Regions from separate parts of the Homo sapiens genome. Here region 1 is linked to region 2. A link is an interaction called in ENCODE POLR2A ChIA-PET data of the cell type or tissue named here. Cell type or tissue: A673. All regions are shown on one strand.

Evidence for each region. ChIA-PET counts read pairs that join two places held together with the same protein. Peaks named below come from ENCODE experiments on the same cell type or tissue, not always from the same donor. Only the 100,000 strongest peaks of a DNase experiment are listed, where the experiment ranks them.
Region 1: POLR2A ChIA-PET joins it to region 2 with 8 read pairs; 2 of 35 experiments call an interaction of 5 or more read pairs at or near these places.

What each region holds. Positions count from the first base shown.
Region 1 is chr13:59,958,721-59,966,720 of GRCh38, reverse strand. All of the region lies in intron 17 of DIAPH3 (diaphanous related formin 3), which reads left to right. Among named protein-coding and RNA genes, the nearest start is that of DIAPH3-AS1, 50 kb to the left of the region's middle. In A673, no CTCF peak of the experiment used is centred here; a DNase peak (open chromatin) is centred at 1,590; H3K27ac peaks cover 5,173 bases.
Region 2 is chr13:60,559,401-60,567,400 of GRCh38, reverse strand. All of the region lies in intron 12 of TDRD3 (tudor domain containing 3), which reads right to left. Among named protein-coding and RNA genes, the nearest start is that of LINC00378, 110 kb to the left of the region's middle. In A673, no CTCF peak of the experiment used is centred here; no DNase peak of the experiment used is centred here.

The DNA.
Region 1 (8,000 bases), 600 kb after region 2:
GGGTAGTAAGAACAAAGGAACTGAATCCAATCATTTAAAGAGATCCTTGAAGTTTTCTGTCATGTAGACTTTATTTGTTGTCAAGTAAGTGGGGCTTTTTTCTTATGGTAGACACTACTTTAGGTTTTCAGGACTTCTAATGTTTAGACTACTGGGATTTACAGGTCTAATACACTTAGAGTTGGAAAAGGAGCTAATATCTATATCAGATATTGTGCATACGTGATATATCAGTGCCTCAGCTGGGTTCTCTTCATATTATCTTGTTTAATCTTTAGTGTATCTCAGCTGAGATCTTTTCTCCTGGTCTCCTGATGGCAAAACAATTCTGGCTTCTTGTGATACTATCCAACCCTACCTACATTTACATATTACCAAGATATTCTTGGTAAGGGCTTGGCTCTTTCCTCTTAATTCCTGTTGCCTTTTATTACATTCCTACTTTTTTTTTTCCAATTAGATCTTACCTATTCTGCTTTTTAAACTAATCTTTGTGACCATTTACAACAACGCTTCTGTGGGAAAGTACCTTGTGCCATATCTGTAGAGGAATAGGAATCCTCTCTAATCCTTTTCCTGTGAAAAATCAGTAATTTTTTCCTGATTCACTTACATCATTTTCTTTTACACTTTATTTTGCTGTTAAGTAGCTCACTTCAGTTTTCTTGATTCTCTCTGTTGTAAGTTTTTGGGAGACATCTTAGCTTTCTGTATTTTAAATTATTCTGGAAATGTATATAAGCACTTTTCCAGATTATGTTTTTTCTTTTTCTCATACCTCCTCTTTCATACCTTCCACTTTTTCTTATTGGCTACCACTGTTCCACTCAATAACTATTTATTGGGTGCATATTGCATGTTGTGCCTCATGCTTGACATTGGGGATACCAGCATGAATAAGGCAGGTGTGCTTCCCATACTCATGTTGCTTTTACATTCCTGATGAAACTCAGTCAAGTACTTAGTTGAAGCATAATAACAAGGAGTGGAATAACAAATGCTGATTTTGATTTTAGAAAAGACTGACATTTTACTAAATTCAGCTTCTGTTAAGACTTAACAAGGTTATAAAAAAAGATTGTTTATCTATCTCTCTGAAATTTAATCATAATATTCATATATTGAACATTTGGTATCATCAAAATAATGCTAATGACCTATGTATTTTTTTTTTTTTTTTTACCAGATTGGAAGCATCTGTTGGTTAATTTTTACAGGCTGTTGGAAAATGGATTAGAGTATACTAACAGGTTATTGGTGTTGGATTTGTCAAGTAAAATTAATATTAACTACTTTCATTATTCACAAACTGTTAATAGGGATTAAAGGGCTTTCTGAAAGTATATGAATAGTCTAATTCACTTAGACTAATTTATTATGAAAATGTGGTTCCACAATTGTTAGCTTTCTGAAGTAATCATATTTTATAACAGGTGTGTCATTTTTGCCAGATAGGGCCCATAAATTGGTTTATAAATTATTTCTCAACTGAATAGTTATGGCATATGGAAACAGTTAATGGATTATCCACTTAAAAACAAATCAAGCTTAGATTTCTGACATCATAGTTCAGTGGACAAAGAATTGAGGAAGTAGGTGATAAACGTGGATTATCCCAGCAACTTGGCGGTGTTCAAGATGTTGCATTGTGTTTGAAACATAATTTATTCCTCTATACAAACAAATGTGTATAAAATTTTTTAAACTACCTCACAAGGCTACATTAAGGTGAACACATAGAAATATGTTTTTTTGTAATGCATGCTAATAAAGAGATGATGCCAAAATAAATGCAACATGTTTTATAGATAGTAAAGTTTCCTGAAAAGAACAGAATATTTCACAAATACTGATTTGGAAAGATTGGGGAGAAAGTCAGTAGAGAATGAAATATTTCTCTAGGGACATATCATTTGGTTCTTGTCTGTGGCTGAATCTCAAAAGTAGTAAAGACTTAAAGAAATTATGAAATGGGTCAAGAATATCTTATCTTCCCATTAAAGGATCTTATTGTTACCAGTTATAGTATATTCTCTGTTGGGGTGCGGAAGAAATGGAAATTTATTTTGAAAGCTTTAGCGAAATGGGAACTAAAGACAGAGGCTAAAGAAAGTGGATTTATTTAGCTTGGAGCCAAGGAAGACTTGCAAGTCCACCTAATGCTTTGGTTAAATGCTTAGTTACAGCATATCTTTGGTATAGTGTGGTAGAAATTTATGCATTGTAACATCTGTACAGTATACAAAAAACATGTCTGTTTTGAATCCCTATAAATAGACATGTTTCTTGCATACTGTACAGATGTTACAAACAGAAAGAGAGGAAACTAGGGTGTATGTGTATTGGTGTGTGTATGTACATACACATAGCTTTTTCCTTCTTTTTTCTCCTTTCCTACTTCTACTGGAGAAAGGAAAGATACTAGGGTAATGGATTTGACTGGAGTCACTTGACGAATGGTAGATTGGAGGATACTGTTGCTTTTCCATATTACAAGTTGACCTTGATATTTTAATCTTGGTAGTAAGTTCTTAGTGGTGTGTCCGTAGCTATCATCCCTTAACAAAATTATAAAGTTGTTACATTTCATTGTTGTTATCTCACACCTTTTGTCTCAGAATTTATCTTCCATTTTCTCTGTCTTCTGCCTTACTCTCCATTTCACCAGGGCAATTCCAGTTGCCCTCCGATTGCTTAAAGTTCACTTCCCTATTTTAGGCAGTTCTTTGCCTTGTCTGCATCATGTTCTGTCATTCAAGACTCTGGCTCAAATTAGTGCTTGTTATTATTCACCTGGAAATTTAAATGAGGCTTATCCTTCTGAATGCACTATTGTAATCTTAGGGCATTAATAATATTTTGAGGCTGGGCACAATGGCTCATGCCTCTAATCTCAGTGCTTTGGGAGGCCAAGACAGGAGGATTGCTTGAGGCCAGGAGTTCATGACCAGCCTGGGCAATGTATTGAGACCTGTCTCTACAAAAGTAGAGATTGGGTGATAGAGTGAGACCCTGTCTCTATTTAAGAAGAAAAATTTGTAAATCTAGCTATTCATTTACCTGTTCTCCCCCTTCCCCTCCCCCCCATTACATACACTGTTTGCCTGGCTAGAAGAGATGGAATCACCTAGAGTTAGAATGGTAACCTGATACCATCCTTGGAACACAGGAAGAGAATAGGGTCAAGATAGGAGAGTCAGAAGTAGATACAGAGGACTTCTTGCTAGATTAAATGCTATATAGCAATTTGGTATTAAATAAATAGTATAGCAAATAAATGGTATAATATAGTAAGTAGTAAATTCTATGTAGCATTTTGATGTTAAACAGTATAGTATATTCTTAGAAAAATCTGTATAAAAATAACTTTATTATATATTTTAGAATCTTGAATTTCACAGTTTAGATTTTTAGGTGATTATGCATTCATGTGTTTAGATAAGCTGTTCTTGTCCCTCAAGGTTAAATCATTTGGGCATATGATCTTATAATGTATTCTGTGCATTTAATAGAAGCTTTCACATGTGCGTTGGCATCTGAGTAGGTAAGCCAGGTTAGAGACCTTTTGTTAACCACAGCTTTCACTTGTCTAAGTGCATCTCTGTATCTTAAAAGAATGGATGTTTCAAAATCAGACACTTTATCCCAGGATTCTTAACTTGGGGTCTGCAAATAGAATTCTGGGGTCTGAACTTGAATAGGAAAAAAAACCCACATACTTTAACCTCTAATTGAAATTTAGCTTTTTCTTCAATTATAGGTAACAAACATAGCAGTACCTATTAAGTTTCCATGAGTACAATTCACATATACTTTCAAAATACATTAGAATTATTTTAGTTAAGTTGAAATATCATTTAAAATGATCAGTATTTCAAAATTAAGGTAGTTATTAGACTTGCAACTAGATCTTGTTATTTAATTCATTAATAAAGAAGCAGATTTTGTTGATTGCTTCCACCTGGAAGCAGACACAGAGATGCTGGAGTGTAAATGTGTTTTTTTTTAAGGGTCAGGATGCAAGACCGGGCGGGAAAAACCTTAGACCATGGTGTAAACCTGATAAATTCTCAGCCAGTCTAGCCAGGAAGGAGCTCTGGAACAAATGATGCCTGTGAGGGGAGTCCCTCGTTGGGTCCTAATGGCAGTCCTTACTACTTGTGCCAGGCTCAGCCATTGGCTGGGGGCTGCCCAGGAGGAGTGTGGCCTGGACTCAAAAGCTAAGGAGGATTCTAAAGGTGCTAACAACTTGAAGCCTGTCAGCTAAATGCACTCCTTGCGGCTGAATGGAAAGTTCTTCCTAAATGGAGATCTGAGCAGCACATCTACATTGCTTCCTCACATGTGTATTACTATTTCATAAACTGCTGTTTAATGCATTTTGATAGCTGCATTCAAGTATAATTTACTTCCTTTGAAATCCTATGTATTTTTGTTTATGCATTTAAAAATACTATTTTGAGAAAGGGTCCACTTCTTTGACTGTCAATGGGGTCTTTGGCAAAAAAGGTTAAGAATTAATTTAGACTCTCTAATTTGTGCAGTGGTGAGAGTGAAGTAACATCAAAGACCTGGGCCTGAGCCTCAGCTTAACTGCTGCCTATTTAAATTTATATTGCCTTTTTTTCTTTTTTTTAATTCAAAGAACCAATACATGTAATGAAATATTTCATCCAACTTAGAATAATGTTTTAAGGCAGTTTCAACATCAGACTGTCCATTTTTGAATCTCACTTTAGCAGACTACTCTGATGCATTTATTAATAAAAGTATACTTAGGTCAAATCTGGACAAAATATGAAACTCATTAATTAGATAATAATAAAACAACATATTATTGATGTATTTTTTACTAGTCAAATGTTTGCTTATGTTACTTTATTTGCTCCCAGAAACATTTATGTGAAAGAATCAAGGCAGATATTGTATACATTTATATATAAGAAAGTTACATTCTTCGGTGAATTTCAGCTAAAAGAAGCAGCCCCTCTGAATGGAATACAGATCCGAGTCTAAAGCCATTGCTCTTTGTGCTATGCCATGCTGCTTCTCTGATTAAAAGAAATCCTATTATGTTTTATTTAAAGTGCTCTGCATTGATTTAAAATAATTTTCCTCTCATCTTCTGCCACCTTACCACTGCCCCACAGCAGTTCACCCTCATTCCACAATGTATATTAAAGGCTTTAAAAACTTGCCATTTTTTATTAAAACCATCTTTCATCATTTCGTACCTCTATTCACTTCTGTAAGTATTTGAGCTGTAAATACTAACACCATGCTGTGTAATATACACGCGAAGTGAGGGATGTTGTGGAGTCCACCCTACAAGTGTGTGACCCTGGCTTTTACAGCGTAGTTTCTTTCCTCTATAAAATGGGGGACATAATACCCATATCATGAGGTTATTGTGAGGATTATATAATGCATATTGTAAAGCATCTTTTGCAGTGCCCAGCTCATTGTAGTTGCTCAGGAAATGTTAGCTGAACTTAAATGTTGAGAATACAGAACTCATTTCAACTTGTAAAGTTTTGTGTATCATCTCTGAATCTTCCACAATGTAACAAGTTAAATGGCCTATGTTCACTGTAGCCTTGCTTTCAAGTGAAACTTTCTAAATCATGAAACTACTGTGTTAACTGACCTATGTTAATAGCCACTTATGGAGACTACTGTAACACTAGTTCATACCATTAACTTTAGAAAATAATAATAGATTATTCTGTATATCTAGTTTCATTTTTATGTATGTCTTAAATGTCAAGTGCTTCATTAAGTTTCTCGAGACAGGGATTTGTTGAATCAGGAATAAATATAAAGCTCGTTTTTATTTGCTGATTTTTTTTTTCCATGACTTTTTTCCTTTCAGTTGATGACTCATTTATGGGACTGGGGCCTAATAATATTTGTAATTTTGAGATTTGAAAGCTGAGATTCTAAACTGCTTTTCTTGTTGTGATTCAGTTTTAGAGCATAGAACTGGTGACTTTGGGGGTGATCTTGAAAAGCTCATTCAGTCTCATAAAATATTACTTGTTTTTGCTAATAATTCATTATTTTTGACAGTTATTTACATTTTCAGAGATTAGTGAGGATGGTAGAGATGGCTCAATATAATTATGGAACTGGGTTGAATTAAGGCATAGAGAGCCTTTATTTGATAGGCAAATAAGAGTGCCAGATAAAGCGTATGGCTAAATTCTCCCAAGGGTTTGCAGGAGGCGTGATAACTCTTAATGTTTTTAGTTTCATAGATTGCTAGCAGAAGGTTTGGAAGAGTGATAATTTTTTAGGAATGGATTACTCCTTTTTTTCTCCTCCATTTGTGTGGTGCAAGCTAATAGAAATTAGTTGAGTGAACTATATGCCATTATACCATTTTGACAATCGCAGCCTTCACACGGTTCAACTAAATACTTGTTTCCTAAACTGGTGACAAATTATTAAGGAAACACATAAAGAAATGTCTTTAGTTTTTAGCTTAAATGAAAGTGAATATTTATACTTCCCTACTAGCTTCACAGGTAATAGATGAGGAGGACAGAACTCTTGAAGTGAAAATTATTCAACTCAGAATATGACTTATAGCCCCCCAAATCTGTGATTGGAAAAAAACCTTAGAATTTTACATTCTGTATTAGTGTATATAAATCAGTCTTGTCTTGTGAATCATTGAGGAAATTTGCCTGCAGGGAATGATTAAAACAAGAAGTCTGGTGGTTGGTGGTCCTAGAATTGGTTAATTCAATATCCCAGTGATGTGAGAACTCTAGGTTAGCTTCTCATCTATTTTTCCTAGTTTTCCCTTCAATTTCAGCTTAGCTTAGCTAGAGACAGGAAGAATCATTATGCTCACAAATGGCCTTTGTATTAGTTTTCTATTGCTGCTATAACACATTACTACAGATTTAGCAGCTTTAGAAATGCAAATTTATCATCTTCTAATTCTATATAAGTCCAGTATGGGTCTCACTAATCTAAAATCAACAGGACCATGTTCTTGATGCTCTGGAGAAGAATGTGTTTCCTTGCCTTTTCCAGTCGCTAGAGGCCACCCACATTCCTCAGCTTGTGGCCTCCTTCCTGTATCATCAAAGCCAGCAATAGCCGAGCAAGTCATTTTGTTAGATCTCTCTCGCCTGGCTTCCATGATTCCATCTCCTTCTCTAACTCTGACCTAAGTTACAAAAGGTTCTTTTAAAGACTCACACGGGCTTAAATTGGGCCCACCTGGGTAATCCATTCTGCTCTTCCCCATCTCAGAATCCTTAACCTTGATCACATGTGCAAAGTTCCTTTTTTCCATGTGGGGTAAAATATCCACTGGGTCCAGAAATTAGGGCATTGATATCTTTGGCAGCAGAGGCTGTGGAACAACTCTATGCCATAAAATTTCTTATTTCACAGTTAAATGAACATATTTGTGTTATGTCACTTTCTTTTAGCTTGCATTCCTTTTATAGGAAGGCCATTTTAGGAGTCCTGGGGCATTTTGACTCAACTTCTTAAATCATTTATTCTATTCACAAAAGGTTTATTGAAGACTGGGTGCAGTGGCTCACACCTGTAATCTCCGCACTTTGTGAGGCTGAGGTGGGTGGAGCACCTGAGGTCAGGAATTTGAAACCAGCCTGGTCAACATGGTAAAACCCCATCTCTACCAAAAATACAAAAATTAGCAGGGTATGATGGCGGATGCCTGTAATCCCAAGTATTTGGGAGGCTGAGGCAGGATAATCGCTTGAACCCGGGAGGCGGAGGTTGCAGTGAGCCGAGATCGTGCCATTGCTCTCCAGCCTGGGCAACAGGAGCGAGACTCTATCTCAAAAAAAAAAAAAAAAAAAAAAAAAGTTTATTGAAGTTTAGATCTATATCAAGTCACATTAACATATGTTTTTGTCACCACAGCCAAAAATGCCTTTCTAGATTTTTAGGAAAAATTCTTATATTGTGTTTTCTTAAGTACCAGGAAAGATTTTTTCCCCTTCCTTTTCAAA
Region 2 (8,000 bases):
ACTTTTACAACAGAGGGAGGCAAGGGGAAGGGAAAAGAAAAGAAAAGAAAAGAAAAAGGCAGGGATACTGTTAAAACTCTTTTGATCCTTGGTAATAGAAAAACATCATTTATAGTGGTAAGATTAGAATTGAATTTTATTCTAGAAAAGGAAACTATTTCCAAATAATAGCAAGATCATCTCATCAAATGGCTTGACACAATGTGGTAAAAACATACAGAAAAGCAAGCATTATAATGACAATTTTCTTGAATATTTGGGCTTCTAAATGTTTCTAGGTATTTATCATGGAAAAGTGTTTTGGTAGAATAAAGAAAAGGGGTTGAAGAGCCAAAGAATGTTCATCAGCTGTCTGTCCCCATCTGATGAAATCTCCAGCACTGTTAAGAACCTTACATCTAGAGACAGAAAAAAATAATGGTTTGGAATAGGGGAGGAATACAATTTACATATAAAGAAAGCTTCATGCAAGATAGAGAGATCACCAGAGTAAGACTCAAACTATTTTATTTTTATTTGCTTTCTTACTGAGTGGGTATATCTACCAGTTCAAGGAGTAGCATAGGGAAATTAGGATAAGCAGATTAAATAGCATAAAGAGTATAGTTAATGATAATATTTGAAAAGGACTTAGAAGCAACAAAATACAGCCAAAGCCACACTGGTTTCTTACTGAGTACTGCCACCCTGTTATTTAAATGTTTTTGAATTAACACAGCTATGAAGTATGTGCCCTATTAGAGAGAGAAAAAATTAGCTCTCAGTTTTGCTTATGAAAAAGAAAGCATCTATTTCACTAAGTAGGGAGTTTAAATTCCAACTGAATTATCAGAGCACAATAATTTGCATTACTTTGGAAATTAATCCTATTTTTTCTCTTCCTTACTTTATCTTTGAATCTTCTTTCTCAAAATATTGCTTTCCTTTGACCTTATTAATAACATAGAAAAGTAAATAAGAAGACTGAGTTCTATTCTTTAAATCTTTATAGATCCAATTACTGCAATTTTACCTAATGGAAACAAAGATGGTAAGATAATTTGGTCAAATCCTATTATTTAGCAATGATTTTTAAATTTGGCATGAACATAATTCTCATTTTAGACATCCTGCAAAGTAGTCTTAAAAAAAAAAAAAGAACTATTATTTCCACTTTATATAAAGAATACTGAAGCTTGGGAAAGCTTTGTGACTTTGCCCTAATACTTCTAAGACAGTAGTATCTTTCGGTTTTGCATTCTAACACTGCTGTTTAAATCTTTAAGTTTCAGTCTGCATGTAAAAGAAAGAAGCCAATAGCCAAAAATTAATGATCATCCTGAGGGGCCTATCATCACTGAAAGAAGAGAATGCAGAAATCTGACAATATATCTGGTATAATTAAATAACTGCCTTTTAGAGATCAACTTCCAGATGAGTTTTCCTTTCCCTATATCCCTTTCATTAACAATCAATCTCAAAATGGTTAGAAGTATCAGATATTATATCTGTAATTTAGCAAAGCAATTAAAAGTAAGAAAATCATAAAAGTATTCAGGAAAGAAGTTATTTATTATTATTCTGGTCAGTGTTCTGAATGATTTTCAAGTATTATAGCTAAATGTGAAAAGTAGCTATTTTAAGACAAATGACAACATTTGAAACTCTGCATATTAACTGAAAACTATGAAAATATATTTGGTACTGTAGGAGATGAAGTAATTATTTCAGGAATTAGAATGGAATACTACTTTTCTCCATATTTGGCTGCAGAATTGGCTGGAGAACATCTAAAAATCTGTATTTTATTAATAAAATACACAGAGATAGGACACTGTATTTGCTGAGAGAATGAGCTGGATTTACATAATAAAAACGACAATGCTATTTGAAAATCTATTTCTATCTATTGTGTTTAAAGAATTCACGAACTGAACTAACCAGATCCAAGTAAATGGTTTTATAGAGATGACCAACCATGAGATTTCTTTCACGTAACTCATAACTTGATGTCTTTAATCTGTCTATATAAAGTAGAAGCTAAAAAAAAGTAAAAAAGATACTGACGGCCGGGCGCGGTGGCTCACGCCTGTAATCCCAGCACTTTGGGAGGCCGAGGCGGGCGGATCACGAGGTCTGGAGATCAAGACCATCCTGGCTAACAAGGTGAAACCTCGTCTCTACTAAAAATACAAAAAATTAGCCGGGCGCGGTGGCGGGCGCCTGTAGTCCCAGCTACTCGGGAGACTGAGGCAGGAGAATGGCGTGAACCCGGGAGGCGAAGCTTGCAGTGAGCCCAGACAGTGCCACGGCACTCCGGCCTGGGCGACAGAGCGAGACTCCGTCTCAAAAAAAAAAAAAAAAAAAAAAAAAAAAAAAAGATACTGATAGTTTGGTTTTCAGTTCCAGTATTGTCAGAGTCACAATCTGTGCTTTTTAACTTTTAAATACTCATCCTGCAGAGCTGTTGAGAGCAAATCTGGTTACCCATAACAATCACTTCTTATAGTATATGGCTAGTAATTTTTAGCACAGAATGGGTACTTCTTTCCTCTTTATTTAACACACAGCTTGATTTAATAGATCAGTTTATTTTCAGTCATCTTTGAATGAAATTTATACTTTATTCCTCTTCTAGCCTATCTTCTTCCTTTAGGTCTCAGTACTCTGTAAGAGATTTACAACTCAAAAAAATAATTTTAATTTCATAGTTTACAAACATTTTTTAAAAAATCTGACACTACATTATAGCTGGCACAGTTCTGGAAGGCCATCTAATCCATCCTTCTAGATTCGACAGATGAGTCTATAAACCAAGAGAGGTGAAGTGATTTTCCCAAGTCACAGAGCTAATTAGAGGAAGAGTCCAAACCAGGGCCATTTTCTTTCTGACTCACAGGCAAGATTCTTTACAAGATCTGCAATAATTTTCATAAACGGGAACTGTCCAATGTCATCTTCGCCTAAGATTCTGAGATTCAGAACCATTTTATTGGGACTCAGATTTTGGCACCAGAAAATCTTTTAAAATCTACCTGTAAGCTAGAAGCCCCGCTTCAAGTTGTCCCGCCTTGACCAAACCAATGTATTTCTTAAATGTATTTGATTGAAGTCTCACGTCTCCCTAAAGTATATAAAACCAAGGTGCATCCCGACCACCTTGGGCACATTTTTCTTAGGACCTCCTGAGGGCTGTGTCATGGGCCATGATCACTCATATTTGACTCAGAATAAATCTCTTCAAATATTAAAAAAAGACTTTTGCTTACCTCACCCATGTTATCAGATAGGTTTTATAAAACTAAATAACTAATACTCAATATGAGCTTTTATACTAATATTTACTAGTTTATTGCTCCTTCTTAATGAAAAGATACAAAACCGCAATAATCATTGACGCCAAACATAAATGAAGTGGTATTTTGAAAACAACAAAAGACAAAAACCAATGCAAAAAGGAGATACACAACTTCATCTATAATGTGCGTTTGACAAGTTACAACTGCGTTTTTCCTGCATATCATCTTCAATCTCTCATTACTGTATACTGTATCTGGAGTGAGAACACAGACAAAACTACATATTCCCCATTTATAAATGAGCCGTGTTATAAAAGTTCATCATAAATTGGTCACTTGGAACACACTTCAGAAGGAAGTATGAAACACACTTAAATAGAAGTCAGGTTCTGTGTTCCACAAATAGTAAGGTGAAATGCAGCTAAGCATACAAACCAGTCCTTTAAGGAAAGAGTTCTCAAGTGAGAGCTATCTGCCTCGGCTGGGGGCATCAGCCAATCCCTGGAAGGAGTTGTTATTCCCTCTAATGGGTAGAGGCCAAGGATGCTGCTAAATATCCTACAATGCACAGGACAGCCCACACAACAAAAAATTATCCAGTCCTAATGCCAGCAGTGTTGAAGTTGAGAAACCCTAGGCTAGGCAAATGACACTTCCTACTCCTAAGTATCAGAGCAGCCTGGAAAAGAATTCTAACCTCAGGAAGTTTGAGTTTGGAAATTTGGGACATTTCTTCCTCTGCTTCTACCCCTAAGATGTAAATGCTGACCCAACTCTCTATAGAAATTTGGCGGGGGCTCTATTTGCTGAAAATACTTAGATACTTACCTCAGCTCCAGCAATATGTTCATTTTTACTTAATGAATCGCCTTGCCTTTTTTTTTTTTTTTAAATTGATATGGAGTCTTGCTCTGTCACCCAGGCTGGAGTGCAATGGTGCAATCTTGGCTCAAGGCAACCTCCGCCTTCCAGGTTCAAGTGATTCTCCCCCCTCAGCCTCCTGAGCAACTGGGATTACAGGTACCAGCCATCATGCCTAGCTAATTTTTGTAGTTTTGTAGAGATGGGGTTTCATCATGTTGTCCAGGCTGGTCTTGAGCTCCTGACCTCAGGTGATCCACCCACCTTGGCTTCTCAAAGTTCTGGGATTACAGGTGTGAGCCACCATGCCTAGCCCACTTTATCTTATATTACCATTCCTTCAGCATTTTCCCAAGTCATAACTTTGTGAAGAGCCAGTGATACATTATTTGGTTGGTGGAGGTGGGAAATGGGAATGGCAATTATTCTCTTCAATGAAAAAAAAAATAAAAACTTAGAAAAACTTAATACTGTCACCTAATAGCTATGTTATGTATAATTTAATAAAATTGAATCATTTGTTTCTTTTAACAGAATTTGTATAGTAGTCACAATACATACATCAGCATATGAAATTCAGTGTACTCTGCAATAGTCCTTGAAATTGAGGATATTTTGAACCATGAAATGTTAATGAGTACATATCTCCTTCAGTGATTCATACATGAACCACTTATTCTATGAATTTCCAAGCCACCTTTTGCCTGAGGTGTTTAGCTTGTATGTATGGAAGTGTAAACTGATTTTCATATAAAACCTAAGCAATCATCATGAAGACAAATCTGCTTTCCCAAAACATGTAATGGACTTTAATAAAACTTAAAATATCTTTAAAAACAAGTCTATTTTTAGATTAACTATACTAATATTCTTCTATATTAGAGTAGCTAAAAATTGAAAGCTGAATCAGCTTTTCTTTTCTTTTTTTTTGCCGGGGGTGGGGGGAAGGGAGACTGAGTCTTGCTGTGTCACCCAGGCTGGAATGCAGTGGTGCAATCTTGGCTCGCTGCAACCTCCACCTCCTGGATTCAAGCTATTCTTCTGTCTCAGCCTCCCGAGTAGCTGGAATTACAGGCACGCACCACCAAACCCAGATAATTTTTTTATATTTTCAGTAGAGATGGGGTTTCACCATGTTAGCCAGGCTGGTCTCGAACTCCTGATCTCAAGTGATCCACACACCTTGGCCTCTCAAAGTGCTGGGATTACAGGCATGAGCCACTGCACCCAGCCTCAGCTCTTATTCTCTATGAAGATTACAGACAACCTTGGTGCCCATGGGAGTCATGTATTATTATCAATACTGAACTTTACCAATTATCCTTGTTTAAAAAAATTCCACTTTAATATTTGTAGTTCTACTACAAACAACAACAACAACAACAACAACAACAACAAAAAACCTGGGCCCATAGTAGCCTGGAACCACAGATTATAAAACAGGAAGATTTTGTAAAGAACAGTTAGTCAAACTAAGAGGCTATCACTTGCTCAAGTAACTAGTGCCACTACTTGGGCTAGAACACAGGTCTGATTCACAAGCCCGACTGCCCCTCACTGTGGTACCCAGTAATGAGGGTAAGGAATACAGGTATCGTAAATCTCAGAACTGCAGGGGAACTGGAGATAAATCTAACAGAGCAGATTTATATTTTTTTATTATTTATTTTGAGGATAAATTCAGCACTCTTGTTTCAAATGAAATCTCACGTAGAATTCCTATATAAAATATATGGGCCTAGGTTAAAGTGGGTGTTTTTACATATTTGTGAGCAGTACCCCTTTGGCTTCCTCTTCCTCACTTTCTTCAACCTCTGTAGCCCTCAAGCCACAGAAATTAAAAACCCAACCTACTTCAACCTTTGCTACTCACTGACAACCAATTGGGTGGAGTGATTTGATTAATAAAATGAGCTAGTGGAAGAGCCAGAACTGGAATGCAGGCCTCTGGCTCTGAGTTCAGAGCCTTTCTCCCTTTGCCTTCTATCACAGAGAAAATTTAAACCCTATACTTGACTCCTATAAATTAAATGTCTCATTTTATAATTAAAAACTCACCTCATATACCTAAATTGAAAAAAACCCTCGGGTTTCATTAACATATGAGAAAATTATTATGATATATAACCAAATATAGTAAGTTTTATAACAGATTATCTTGGTTTCTGAAGCTCTGAGTAAAACAATTCCCCTTTAGAAGAAAATATATTGAAGAATTATAGTCTCCCATCCCTCCAGAGCAGCTCTAAGATAATCTCTTTTTATGTACCTCATCCAGCACATTTTATTTAAACAAAACATTTTATGGCAGAAGAGAAAAAAATGCTAATTGAAGACAAAAGAAAAATCAGATCCAAAACCTTATCACTAAACAACTGTTTCAAAATGCATGGCTGACATAACATAATATTTTCATTCCAGTATCACAGAAAATTTCGGGAGGACTGTGGGACATCCCATTGTGGTTCTAATCTTTTTTCTTTAAATACTATATTTTCTAAAGTTATATTAAAATTGTTTATGATTCTACAGGATATCATGAAATCATCTGAATACCTAACTCAAGGGTTTTATTATAAGCTCTTCTTAGTAAAGCACAATCTAAACAAGACATCTGAACTTTAACATAAATGAAAAGCTAATTTTTAAATGACACTAGAAGCAAATACAGTACTATTCATCATTGTCCTTCCTCTAACATCACTAAGATCTACACATTAATATAATGTAAATAAGCTATTTTTGGCAGGTTAAGCACTTGTGAAAATTCAGTGAAAACATCAAAAAGCTGCATCCATATTTTAATCAGAATATAGTACAAAAAAGACAGTAGGAGAGAAGTCACCCTTATTAAATTCCAAATGATAAAAGTTATGGATCCTCTTCCATTTGAAAACACATGAGTTTACAACTTGAAACAGCAAAAAGGAGTATGAATGCTTATTCCATTGTGTGCCTGGCATTTTGCATGTTATCTTATTTAATCCTTACAATAAGGCTTTGAATTAATCTCACCATTTTATAGATGAAAAAACTAAGGCTCAGAGTACTTAGCTCAAAGTTGTGTAAATGGCCATGCTTCAGTGAGACCTTTAGGCTGTACACCTGAAGTTCTTTTCATTGCATCATACGGTATATATTTCCATTTCTTGCTTCACATAGTTTTCTATCAGGAACTTTTTTCTACAGTCAATGTTATTCCTGAATTTTTTCTGCTTTATTGAGGTATAGACACACAGGAATCACATATATTTAAGATGTACAACTTAATGTTTTGATATATGTATACACTGTGAAATAATCACAATCAAGGTTAACATATCCATCACCTCAGTTTCCATTTTCTTTCTTCTTTCTCCATTTTTGTGGAAAAGAACACAAGATCTACCTTGTTACCAAATTTCAAGCATACAATACACTACTGTTAATTGGAGTGACTGTTTTGTACATTAAATCTTCAGAACCCATTCATCTGGCATAACTGAAACTTCGTAACCTTTGACCAACATCTCCTCATTTCCCTCACCCTCTGCTCCTGGCAACCACCATACTACTCTGTTTCTATGAGTTTGACTATTTTAGATTCCACATATAAGTAAGATCATGTAGTGTTTGTCTTTCTGTGTCTGGCTTATTTCATTTAGCACAATATCCTCCAAGTTCTATGGTTAATTTTAACTAAACGGATGGCTTCAGCCATGAAGCTACTATAAACATCATGTAATGATTATTGTCTTTGTTGAAATAGTATAGTTAAGTACAGGAACGAATATATAATTTTTAAAAATGTGTACCTCTCTGAAACCCATTTCTAAAGATTAAATAGATTCCAAAAGCTTGCCCAGAAATCAGAGTAGGGAA